2 separate regions of the Homo sapiens genome follow, and region 1 is linked to region 2. A link is an interaction called in ENCODE POLR2A ChIA-PET data of the cell type or tissue named here. Cell type or tissue: PC-9. All regions are shown on one strand. Each heading gives the region's core, and the rest is flanking DNA. Links, peaks and the distances in the headings are about the cores only. Region 1 has its middle 3.3 kb from the start of LINC00908. Region 2 overlaps LINC01927 (long intergenic non-protein coding RNA 1927).

Region 1 (5,384 bases), core at 264-5,263, 110 kb after region 2:
TGCCAAGTCTGCATGATCCCGGCAAGGGCAGATCCTGCCACTGGAGTTCTGGAATGCATCTCTCCCCACTTGGCAAAGATGCAGGGTGCAGAGGGGGTGTCAGCAGAGGGGCTGGGTGCAGAGGGGTTGCAGACTTACCACAGGAGGACTTTATCAAGAGATGTGGGTTTTCTGGGCATCCAGGACACCCACAATGGGGTGACAGAATTGTCTGTGGAGTGGAGTCCTAGTATTGAACTTGGCAGCTGCTACCGGATGCTCTTCTGGCACCTATGTTTTCAGAAAAACAGGAGCTGGCCAAGAGTATTTGCCAGATTTCTCCCTGGATTGGACTGATTTCTGCACTCAGCCCAGGTTTGTTTTTTTTTTTTTTTGGTGTGTGCCCCCGCGCCCGGCTAATTTTTGTATTTTTAGTAGAGACGGGGTTTCACCTTGTCAGCCAGGCTGGTCTCGAACTCCTGACCTCAGGTGATCCGCCTGCCTTGGTCTCCCAAAGTGCTGGGATTACAGGCGTGAGCCATGGCACCCGGCCTCAAACCAGCCTCAATCTGAAGGACGTGCATACTCTCCACAGGTCCCACAGGTCTTTCTAGGGTCCTTGCCCCTTACGTGCACTTCCTCTCTGAAGAGGTCCTTCCTCCACCATGTTGTCCCAGCCTGAAATTGTCCCTCATTATGGAGACTTGAGTGGTGTCTCCCACTGACTCCTCTCTCAAGGGGTGAGGGTTTGCTTGACCAGACACCAGCAGTGGGGCACACCCCTTCCAGTTCACCCTGATGAGCTCCTTATGCCACCACAGGGTCAAAATCAGGTTTAATAGCAGCAGCATTCGCAGTAGCCACAAAATGGAAACAACTCAAGCACCCCTCCAAGAGGGGGAATGGATAAGTAAAGTGTGCTGTATCCCCACGATGGAATATTATTCACTCATGAGAAGGAGTGAAACACTGGCACATGCCACAACGTGGATGAACCTTAAAAGCCTTATGCTGAGTGGAGGACGTCAGGCACAAAATACCACAGATTGTTATGAGCCCAGTTGTATGAAATGTCCAGAAGAGGCAAATCCATAGAGACAGAAAGCAGATCCGAGGTCGCCAGGGTCTGAAGGAGTCGGGGATGGGGAATGATTGCTAATGGGTCCAAGGGGGCTTTCCTTTCTGCATGAGGACAGTGTTTTGAAACTGGAGGTGATGGTGGCATAACACCGTGACTACACTAAATGCCACTGAGTTGTACACTTTTGATTTTAGGCTATGTGAGTTTTACTTCAGTTAAAAAAATAGATTGAAGGCTCAGAGAGATTTAGGGGTGGGAGGGTAAGGATTTAGGATTCAAAAGAACTTGACTAAGGAGCTGAGAATCTTAAATATATTTCCAGTGTCATTGGGTTACTGGCTGACCTCTGTGTGCTACCTTGGTACCCTACCCCAATCGACGCTTTGTTCTATGAGAAAAAGCATTCTGAGCTTCAAGTAACTGAAGTAACTGATTTATAAACAAACCGTTGGAATATAATCTTTTTCTTTTTAATTGTTGGGGACTATCTGTAATTTAGTCTCTAAAATATAGTTAATCTTTGGCTCTTGCTCTGAATTAATCAATAAAAAAGACATCATAGTGGTAATCTTTGGGGGAAGTGAAATTCAATTTAATCCATTTTTTCTATTTGTTAGCTCCTCCGGTAATTGGTTTGATGGGGAAGAAGTTTGAAGTTATTGGTTAAATAGAGGTTTTTGGATTATCTGTGAATTTCAATTATCCATGCTTCACCTGGCCCCAATTAGCACTAATAATCGAGTTAACTGAATAGAAGTCATTTCCCATCATATCAGTTTTGCTATAGGCTTATTAGTTGTTTCACTAATGGGCCCCCCAAAAGACAAAGCCTCTTTCTCCATCAGGCACTCACACCCCCATACCACAATTTGTCAAACTAGTGCTGTATTGTTAACGGTATGAAACAAATGCTCTTAATAACAAAACATGTAGCTGAGGAGTGAAACCAGAAATGTCTAAAGTGCATTTATAGTCAGAAGGTATTACAAGACATTTCTAAAGTCTTGTTAGAAATTTTAATCAACGTTTTCAAGTGATTTGTATTTTCAATTTCAATTGAGGTTGTCACTGTCTTAATTTATCCTGATTTAAATTAAGACAGCTTTTAAAAGTGCCTGTTAATTTTAGCAATCTACCCATTTTCAGATGTGTTATTTATGTTTACCAATCACAATCTACATGCCTTTTAAGGTTTCAGTTTCTCTTCTTGGACACATTTGTATTTATATTAAACATAATAAATATCTCCCATTCCAAGAGCCCAGTTTTGACCTTCTTTGATCTCTGAGTCCCAGCATCCCTTAACTTGACATATAAATTAGCCCAGCCCCTCCCGGGAGGCTGGGACCTGAGGGTAGTGTTTCCTCCACTCCCTCGCCCCCTTTTGAATCTCCAGCATCATGTTTTTCCATTGCCATGGAGATGCAGCTATGTACACAGAGTGCAACAAACCCAGCGAATGGGAAAAGTCCCGGCTGAGATAGAATTACTAACTAAACAAATGCTATTGGTAACAGGGTGCCAGGGAGGGATACCCAAGTTCTCCTTTTCTCCCCACAATCAGATTACAGGTAAAAGTGCAAACAGCGAGATGAAAGCTGACACAGTGGTTCTTTTAAAGACACAGCGGACATATTACTCTCAGGAAAACACGGCGTTGGGTGCAGAACAGATCGTCACGAGAGCTGTGCAGATGTGGGAGGTTTAGTGCGCCTTTTGTAAAAATATTGCTGTCCTAAACCCCAGATCACGGTCTTATGGCTAAATAAAGAAAATAGAGCAAACAACTGAGAGCCCAACAGCAGCAAGGACTCGGTGAAAAGCCCCGGCGTCCCCTCTGATAGCACTCTCCATATTGTCCTGTGTGGGGCGAATAATAATTGGTCCCTCACTGGCACTGGCACACAGCTACTCGCTGGGGCAGTTTCACTCAAGAATTAATAAATTAATTAATACATCGTTCTTTTTATGGTTTCTAAAATAAGAAAATTGCCTATCCAACCCTCTGAGTACCCGATAAATAGGCTTCTACGTTTTGCTTTTGTAGGTATCATTTATGTCTTTTATTTTTCTTTTTAATGATATATTTGTTCTTGGTTAAAGAACCACAGATAAATTAGAAAACACAACTATTTGATGAAGAAGTAAATGGAAATTTTCATTTAAAGAAAGTCAGTGATTTTTTTTCTTAGATAGGCAATTTACAAACATTTTCTAAATGCAAAAATCATATGGAAACATATAAAGCATTCATTATTTTGTGACTTTGGTAAATATAAACTGGTCATGGTCCAATGTGTGAACTATGACGTTAATTGTGAAATTGTATCTATCTTCCTTGCCTACTTTTTGTGACATACCTCAGTCACTTTTCTTGCAAAACATAATTGAATTCAGCCGTGTGTGTGTGGATTTCTCTGCTTCTGTCAACTTTTCAATTCTACTTGATTTAAGGTTTGAAAACCCCAAAGCTGTCTCGAACAACCTCCCAGCAAGAGCATGCTGGTGGAATAGTTTCAGGTGCCTTTTATCAGGCTTTTCAGTTAGTTTAAAAAATAATATTAATTTGCCAGTTAGTCTCGACAATCTCTGAATGTTTTTGATAGTTATTCAATAGAGTTATAAGTAGTGGAGTTTTTTTGTTTAAATAGCATTTTTTCTCATTCCTGAAGATTGTTTTCTACCCCCATTTTCCACTTAACTTTAAATGAAAAGTTTAAAGTGTTTTTAACTTCTCTTAGAAGTTGTTTCCAGGTAACAAAAATCAGTTAAGAAAATGCTAAAGTCAACTTAATTTTCCTTTTCTAATTTTAACATATTTAGTTCATTCTTTAGAGCAAATGTTTCCTTCTCAGTATGAAGACTTTGTGGGTTTGTCCTGATCAAGATCCTCAACCCAGATTTCAAACCTGGGTATTGTCGGAAAGAAATGGCCTTTTAAAAATATTAACCTCCCCAAGCATTTTGGGGCTTTTGATAGTGCAAAGTTGGCACCCCTGGAGATGTATTTAGAAAAGAAACTTCAATAGAAACTGCTCTGCATGGCCGTGATGAGATACCATAATGTTAGGGCAGGTGGGCATCAGCTGGAGCTTTGGGGGGAAGTCAGATGTGAAAGAGATTGCTGAAGTTACCAATATTTGCCAAATAGTCCTCTACGCAACATTGCACAATTTAAACACCTGTTTTTTAGCAACCTGGTAGACTAGGTAAATCCTATCACTACTTTAGTTTTCTTATATAAGATATGTACTATAGAAAATAAGAATACCACCAGCCTGACCAATATGCTCAAACCCGTCTCTATTAAACATACAAAAATTGGGGGCCCGGGCATGGTGGCTCACGCCTGTAATCCCAGCACTTTGGGAGGCTGAGGTGGGTGGATCACAAGGTCGGGAGATCAAGCCCATCCTAGCTAACATGGTGAAACCTCGTCTTTACTAAAAATACCAAAAATTAGCTGGGCGTGGTGGTGGGCACCTGTAGTCCCAGCTACTTGGGAGGCTGAGGCAGAAGAATGGCATGAATCCGGGAGGCGGAGCTTGCAGTGAGCCGAGATTGTGCCACTGCACTCCAGCCTGGGGGACAGAGCTAGACACCGTCTCCAAAAAAAAAAAAAAAAAAAAAATTAGCGGGGCATGGTGGCGTGCGGCCTGTAGTCCCAGCTGCTCAGGAGGCTGAGACAGGAGAATTGCTGGAACCAGGGAGGTGGAGCTTGCAGTGAGCTGAGATCGCGCCACTGCACTCCAGCATGGGTGATAGAGCGAGACTCTGTCTCAAAAAAGAAAATAAGAAAATAAAAATACCAGCCTGGCACAGTGGTTCACTCCGATAATCCCAGGACTTTGGGAGGTCAAGGTAGGAGGATCACTTGAGTCCAGAGTTTGAGACCAGCCTGGGCAACATAGCAAGACTCTATCTCTGCAAAAAAAATGTTTTTTTAATTAGCTGGGTGTGGTGCGGTGTATCTGCAATTCCAGCTACTCAGTAGACGGAGGTGGGAAGATCTCTTGAGCCCAGGAGTTCAAGGCTGCAGTAACCCCTAATCAGGCCACTGCACTTCAGCCTGGGTGACAGAGTGAGGCTTCATCTCAGAAAAAAAAGAAAAGGAAGAAATAAAGAATGAAAGAAAGAAGAGAGAGGGAAAGAAAGAGAAAGAAGAGAAAGAAAAAAGAAAGAAAAAGAAGGAAGACAGAAAAAGAAGAGAAAGAGAAAGAAAAAAGGAAGAAAGAAAGAAAGAAAGAGAAAGATAAAAAAGAAGGAAGTAAGGAAGAAAGAGAAGAAAGAGAAAGGAAAATAAATGCATCATAACTTTGCCAGT
Region 2 (5,384 bases), core at 152-5,151:
GAGATCGATGTTTTGGTTCTAAATCTACAATCTAAGCCACTTACTATATAAGAACCTTAGCCAGGGTAACATGGCAAGACCTCATCTATACAAAAAATGAAAAAAAAATTGCCAGGTGTGGTGGTGTGCACCTATAATTCCAGCTACTTGGGAGGCTGAGGTGGGAGGATTGCTGGAGCCCAGGAGGTTGAGACTGCAGTGAGCTGTGTTTGCACCACTGCACTCCAGCCTGGGCAACAGAGCAAGACCCTGTTTCAAAGAAAAAAAAGCAATTATCCTGCCTCAGCCTCCCAAGTAGCTGGGATTACAGGCACCTGCCACCACACCCGGCTAATTTTTGTATTTTTAGTAGAGAGGGGGTTTTGCCATGTTGGCCAGGCTGGTCTGGAACTGATGACCTCAGGTGATCTGCCCGCTTTGGCCTCCCAAAGTGCTGGGATTACAGGTGTGATCCACCGCACCCGGCTAGACTTTTTAATACATCCATCATCATTATCATCATCACCACCACCATCTAAACTCATTCAAGGATTCTTTATCTCCACCAAACATGTCCTATACTTTGCACTGTTTTGTACCATGGGAATGAATGGTGTTTGAAACAATAGGGCAAAATCTTTACTTGTGGGACAATATGTTTTAGACATTCTGGTGAGCAGGTAAAATTCCTAAAGTAGGTTAGTGCCTATTGGCACTGTGTCTTTTATTCCTAAACAAGCATAAAGGTTTGTGTTAAAAACAAAATTTGACCTAATTTCAGCATAGAATGCAATGGCAGATGCTTGTTTGATTTTTTCTTCCAAGGTGCTCTTATTATTACCATCCTCTTTAAATTCTTCCAATATTACTTGGGTGGGGGGCACTTTATTATGTGCTAATCCTTCTATTAACACCTGACAGCTTTTTACCATCCAGGGGGTAAGGCCTGGAGTAGGTACCCACAGCAACAGAACCACAGGACACAGTCTTTGTCCATGGAAGAATCCAGGATGCTAGGGGTTAAATAGCCTATCCCAAATCTCTAAAAAGAGGTGCTTTGCATCAGGAAGGTTTTTATAGAGAACATCCTAGAAAAACATTTTAACCTCCTTCTTTGCTCCCAGTGCAATGGGCCAACACCAAACTTCTTTTTGTTGTGTCTTAGGAGGTAGAACACTGGATGAGCCACAGAAAGCACACAGGACTTTGCTGTGGAAGAGTCAAAGATCCACGTGGGAGCATCCCGTAGGGTAAGGACAGGTCCAGATCCTGAGTTCAGACCACCAAGGAGCAGGGAGAGGGAGGATTTACTTGCATTTCAGCTTTGTTAGGGGAAGACCCAGCACTGCATCCACTGATACACACCTTGGGGAGTCTGCCAGAATACAAAGGAATGACAAACACCCTTTGAAATCTATTCGTCTGACTCTCTAGATTTACATACATAATATTCTTTCCTGACATTCATTTCCACCCATAACAACAGTAACAAACTTGTTCTGTTTGAGACAATGCCATTCTCCTTATTTCAAACAAAAAATGTGCTCACTCCCTCACCAATGGGTGACAACAGTTACTGACCGCATCCATCCTCAATCCTGAATGTTCATTCATTCTCAAGTTCCACTTGCACCGTAGTTGCGTTATTCTGAAACCTATGAACTAAATTACAGTTAACTGTAAACAAACCGTATATATAATAGTGAGAGAGAAGAGAGAGGAATCAAACAAAAATTAATTAACTCATAAATATATACATGACACAGCAGGAAGGAGAGGATACAGTCTGGATTTCTGCAGCTGTTCATGAGGCCAAAGCTGATATTTAAGACTTCTTTTTATTATCAGGTTTATTTTGCTTTCAGCCAACACCTCAAATGGTCTGAAGTCTTTATACACGAGGGCTTCCCAAATATTAATTCTTCATAAACCTGACAGCTTGTTGGTCCTGTCTGTAGAAGATGGTGTTAGTCAGAGTTCTCCAGAGAAAGAGGAACAACAGGATGTGTATATGTAGTGCACACATAAAGAGACTTATTTTAAGGAATTGGTTCATGCAGTTGTGGAAGTTGGCTACTCCAAAATCTGCAGGGTTGACTGGCAGGCTGGAGATCTAAGGAAGAGCCAAGACTGCAGTTCAAGTCTGAAGACTGTCTGCCACAGAATTCCTTTTTGCTCTGGAGAGGTTAGGCTGATTTATTCAGTCCTTCGACTGATTAGATGAGGCCCACCCACATTACAGAAGGCAATTTGCTTTACTGAAAGTCCACCAATTTAAATGCTAATCTTATCTAAAAATATCCACACAGAAACATGCAGAATAATGGCTGCATGTTAATAAGGACAGTACATCTGGAACAGCTGCTGCTGAAATCAGGACTCACAATGTCCCATGAGAGTGAGAACTTACTGCCACAAGATGGCATTAATCTGTCAATGAGGGACCCACCCCCAGACTCAAACATTTTCACTAGACTTCACCCCTCAACACTGCCATATGGGGAAGGAAATTTCAACACAAGTTTTGGTAAGAACAAACCACATCCAAATCCTAGTAGCATACAATTATTATAGTCTTATTCATTTTTTTCCTGTGAAGTTGGTAGCAATGTCCCTGCTTCCATTCCTAATTTTAGTTATTTGAATCTTCTCACTGTTTTCTTGGTCAGACTAGCTAAAGGTCTGTCAATTTTGTTGATTTTTTTTTTTTTCAAAGAGCCAATTTTTGGTTTCACTTCTTTTCTCATTTTTCTATTGTCTACTTTGTTATCACTAGTCTAATCTTTATTGTTTACTTCTTTTGCTTGTTTTGGGTTTCAGTTTGCTCTTCTTTTCCTTTATTTATTTATTTATTTATTTGAGACAGAGTCTTGCTCTGTTGCCTAGGCTGGAGTGCAGTGGCGCAATCTCGGCTCACTGCAACCTCTGCCTCCTTGTGATCCGCCTGCCTCAGCCTCCTAAAGTGCTGGGATTACAGGTGTGAGCCACCATGCCCTGCCTGCTCTTCTTTTTCTAGTTCCTTAACGTACAAAGCTAGGTTATTGATTTGAGATATTTATTCTTTTCAAATGCAGAATTTTACAACTATAAATGTTTCTCTAAATACTGCTTCCCATGGTTTTGGTATTGTGTGTTTTTGCTTTCATACATCTCCAAATATTCTCTAATTTCCTTTGTGATTTCTTCTTTGATCCATTGATTGTTTAGGTGTGTTGTTTAATTTCCACATATTGTGAATTTTCCAGTTTTTCTTCTATTATTAATTTCTAGTTTTATTCCATTGGGTTGGAGAAGATACTTTGTATGACGTGAATTTATAAAGACTTATGTCATAACATATGGTCTATCCTGGAGAATGCTCCATGTATAATTGAGAAGAATGGGCATTCTGCTGTTGTTGAGTGGAGTGTCCTATAAATGTCTATTAGGTCTAGTAGGTTTATAATTTTTTCAAGTCTTCTGTTTCCTTGATGATCTTCTGTTTAGTTGTTCTATCCATTATTGAAAGGGGTATATTGAAATCTTCAAATAAATATTATTGTTGAACTCTTTCTCTTTTCAATTATCTCATAACTTTACGTATTTTGGAGGCTCTGTTTGCAGGTGCATATATGTTCCTAATTGTCATATCTTCTTAATGGAGTGACTCTTTTATCTCTTATAACAATTCTTGTCATAAAGTCTTTTTTGCCTAGTGTTAGTATAGCCCTCCAGCTCTCTTTTGGTTACTGTTTGCAAGGAATATTTTTTTCCATTATTTGACTTTCAACCTACTTATGTCTTTGAATTGAAAGTGTCTTTTGTACATGGAATCAATCCAAATGTCCATTAATGATAGACTGGATAAAGAAAACATGGTACATATACACCATGGAATACTATGCAGCCGTAAAAAGGAATGAGATAATGTCCTTTGCAGGGACATGGATGGAGCTGGAAGGCATTATCCTCAGCAAACTAATGCAGGAACAGAAAACCAAACATGGCATGTTCTTACTTATAAGCAGGAGCTGAACAACATGAACACATAGACACAGGGAGGGGAACAACACACACTAAGGCCTGTCCGGAGCTGTGGGGAGGAGGGAGAGCATCAAGAAAAATAGCTAATGCATGCTGGGCTTAATACCTAAGTGATGGATTGATAGGTGCAGCAAGTCACCATGGCACACATTTACCTACGGTAACAAACCTGCACATCCTGCACATGTACCCCAGAACTTAAAAGAAAAAAAAGAAAGTGTCTTTTGTGAAGAGCATATACTTGGATCAAGTAGTTTTTTAAATCCATGCGGCAAATCTCTGCCTTTTCATTGTAGAATTATTGTAGAATTTAATTCATTTGCATTTAATATAATTACTGATAATGAAGGATGTTTCCTTGTTTTTTTTTTTTTTTTTTTTTTGAGACGGAGTCTCGCTCTGTCACCCAGGCTGCAGTGCAGTGGCATGATCTGGGCTCACTGCAACCTCCACCTCCCGGGTTCAAATGATTCTCCTGCCTCAGCCTCCTGAGTAGCTGGGACTACAGGCACGTGCCACCACGCCCGGCTAATTTTTTTTTTCTTTTTTTTTTTTGAGACAGAGTTTCGCTCTTGTTGCCCAGGCTAAAGTGCAATGGCGTGATCTCGGCTCATTGCAACCTCTGCCTCCCGGGTTCAAGCAATTCTCCTGTCTCAGCCTCCTGAGTAGCTCAGATTACAGGCATGCACCATCATGCCTGGATAATTTTGTATTTTTAGTAGAGATGGGGTTTCTCCATGTTGGTCAGGCTGGTCTTGAACTCCTGACCTCAGGTGATCCACCCGCCTCGGCCTCCCAAATTGCTGGGATTACAGGCGTGAGCCATTGCGCCTGGCCTGTTTGTTTCTTTTACTTATATTTGTGAGTTATTTTCTAAGTAGTCGCCCTGGGGATTAAAATTAGCATCTTGATTTCTGAAAATCTAGTTTGGATTCATACCAACTTGATTTCAACTAAATATAAAAACTTTGTTTCTTTATAGCTCTGCTCTCCATGCTGCTATTGTCACAAAATATCTTTATACCTTAAGTGCCCATCAAAAATAGATTTATAAATTTTGTTTTATACAGTTGCCTTTTAAATCAGATAGAAAAAAAAGCGAAGTTATTAAAAATCACATGATCACCTCAATAGATGCAGAAAAACCATTTGACAAAATCCAGCATCGCTTTATAATTAAAACCCTCAGCAAAACTGGCGTAGAAGGGACATACCTTAAGGTAATAAAAGCCATTTATGACAAACCCACAGCCAACATTATATTGAACGGGGAAAAGTTGAAAGCGTTCCCTCTGAGAACTGGAACAAGACAAGGATGCCCACTTTCACCACTTCTATTCAACATAGTAACGGAAGCCCTAGCCAGGGCAATCAGACAAGAG

What was found. Peaks named below come from ENCODE experiments on the same cell type or tissue, not always from the same donor. Only the 100,000 strongest peaks of a DNase experiment are listed, where the experiment ranks them.
Region 1: POLR2A ChIA-PET joins it to region 2 with 9 read pairs; 2 of 35 experiments call an interaction of 5 or more read pairs at or near these places.

The regions. Positions count from the first base shown.
Region 1 is chr18:76,522,629-76,528,012 of GRCh38, reverse strand. No RefSeq gene overlaps it. Among named protein-coding and RNA genes, the nearest start is that of LINC00908, 3.3 kb to the left of the region's middle. In PC-9, for the core only: no CTCF peak of the experiment used is centred there; a DNase peak (open chromatin) is centred at 2,532; H3K4me3 peaks cover 1,485 bases.
Region 2 is chr18:76,630,727-76,636,110 of GRCh38, reverse strand. LINC01927 (long intergenic non-protein coding RNA 1927) reads left to right here. Exons shown (of 5, transcript NR_110784.1): 4 at 1,145-1,229. Among named protein-coding and RNA genes, the nearest start is that of LINC01927, 5.6 kb to the left of the region's middle. In PC-9, for the core only: no CTCF peak of the experiment used is centred there; no DNase peak of the experiment used is centred there; H3K27me3 peaks cover 324 bases.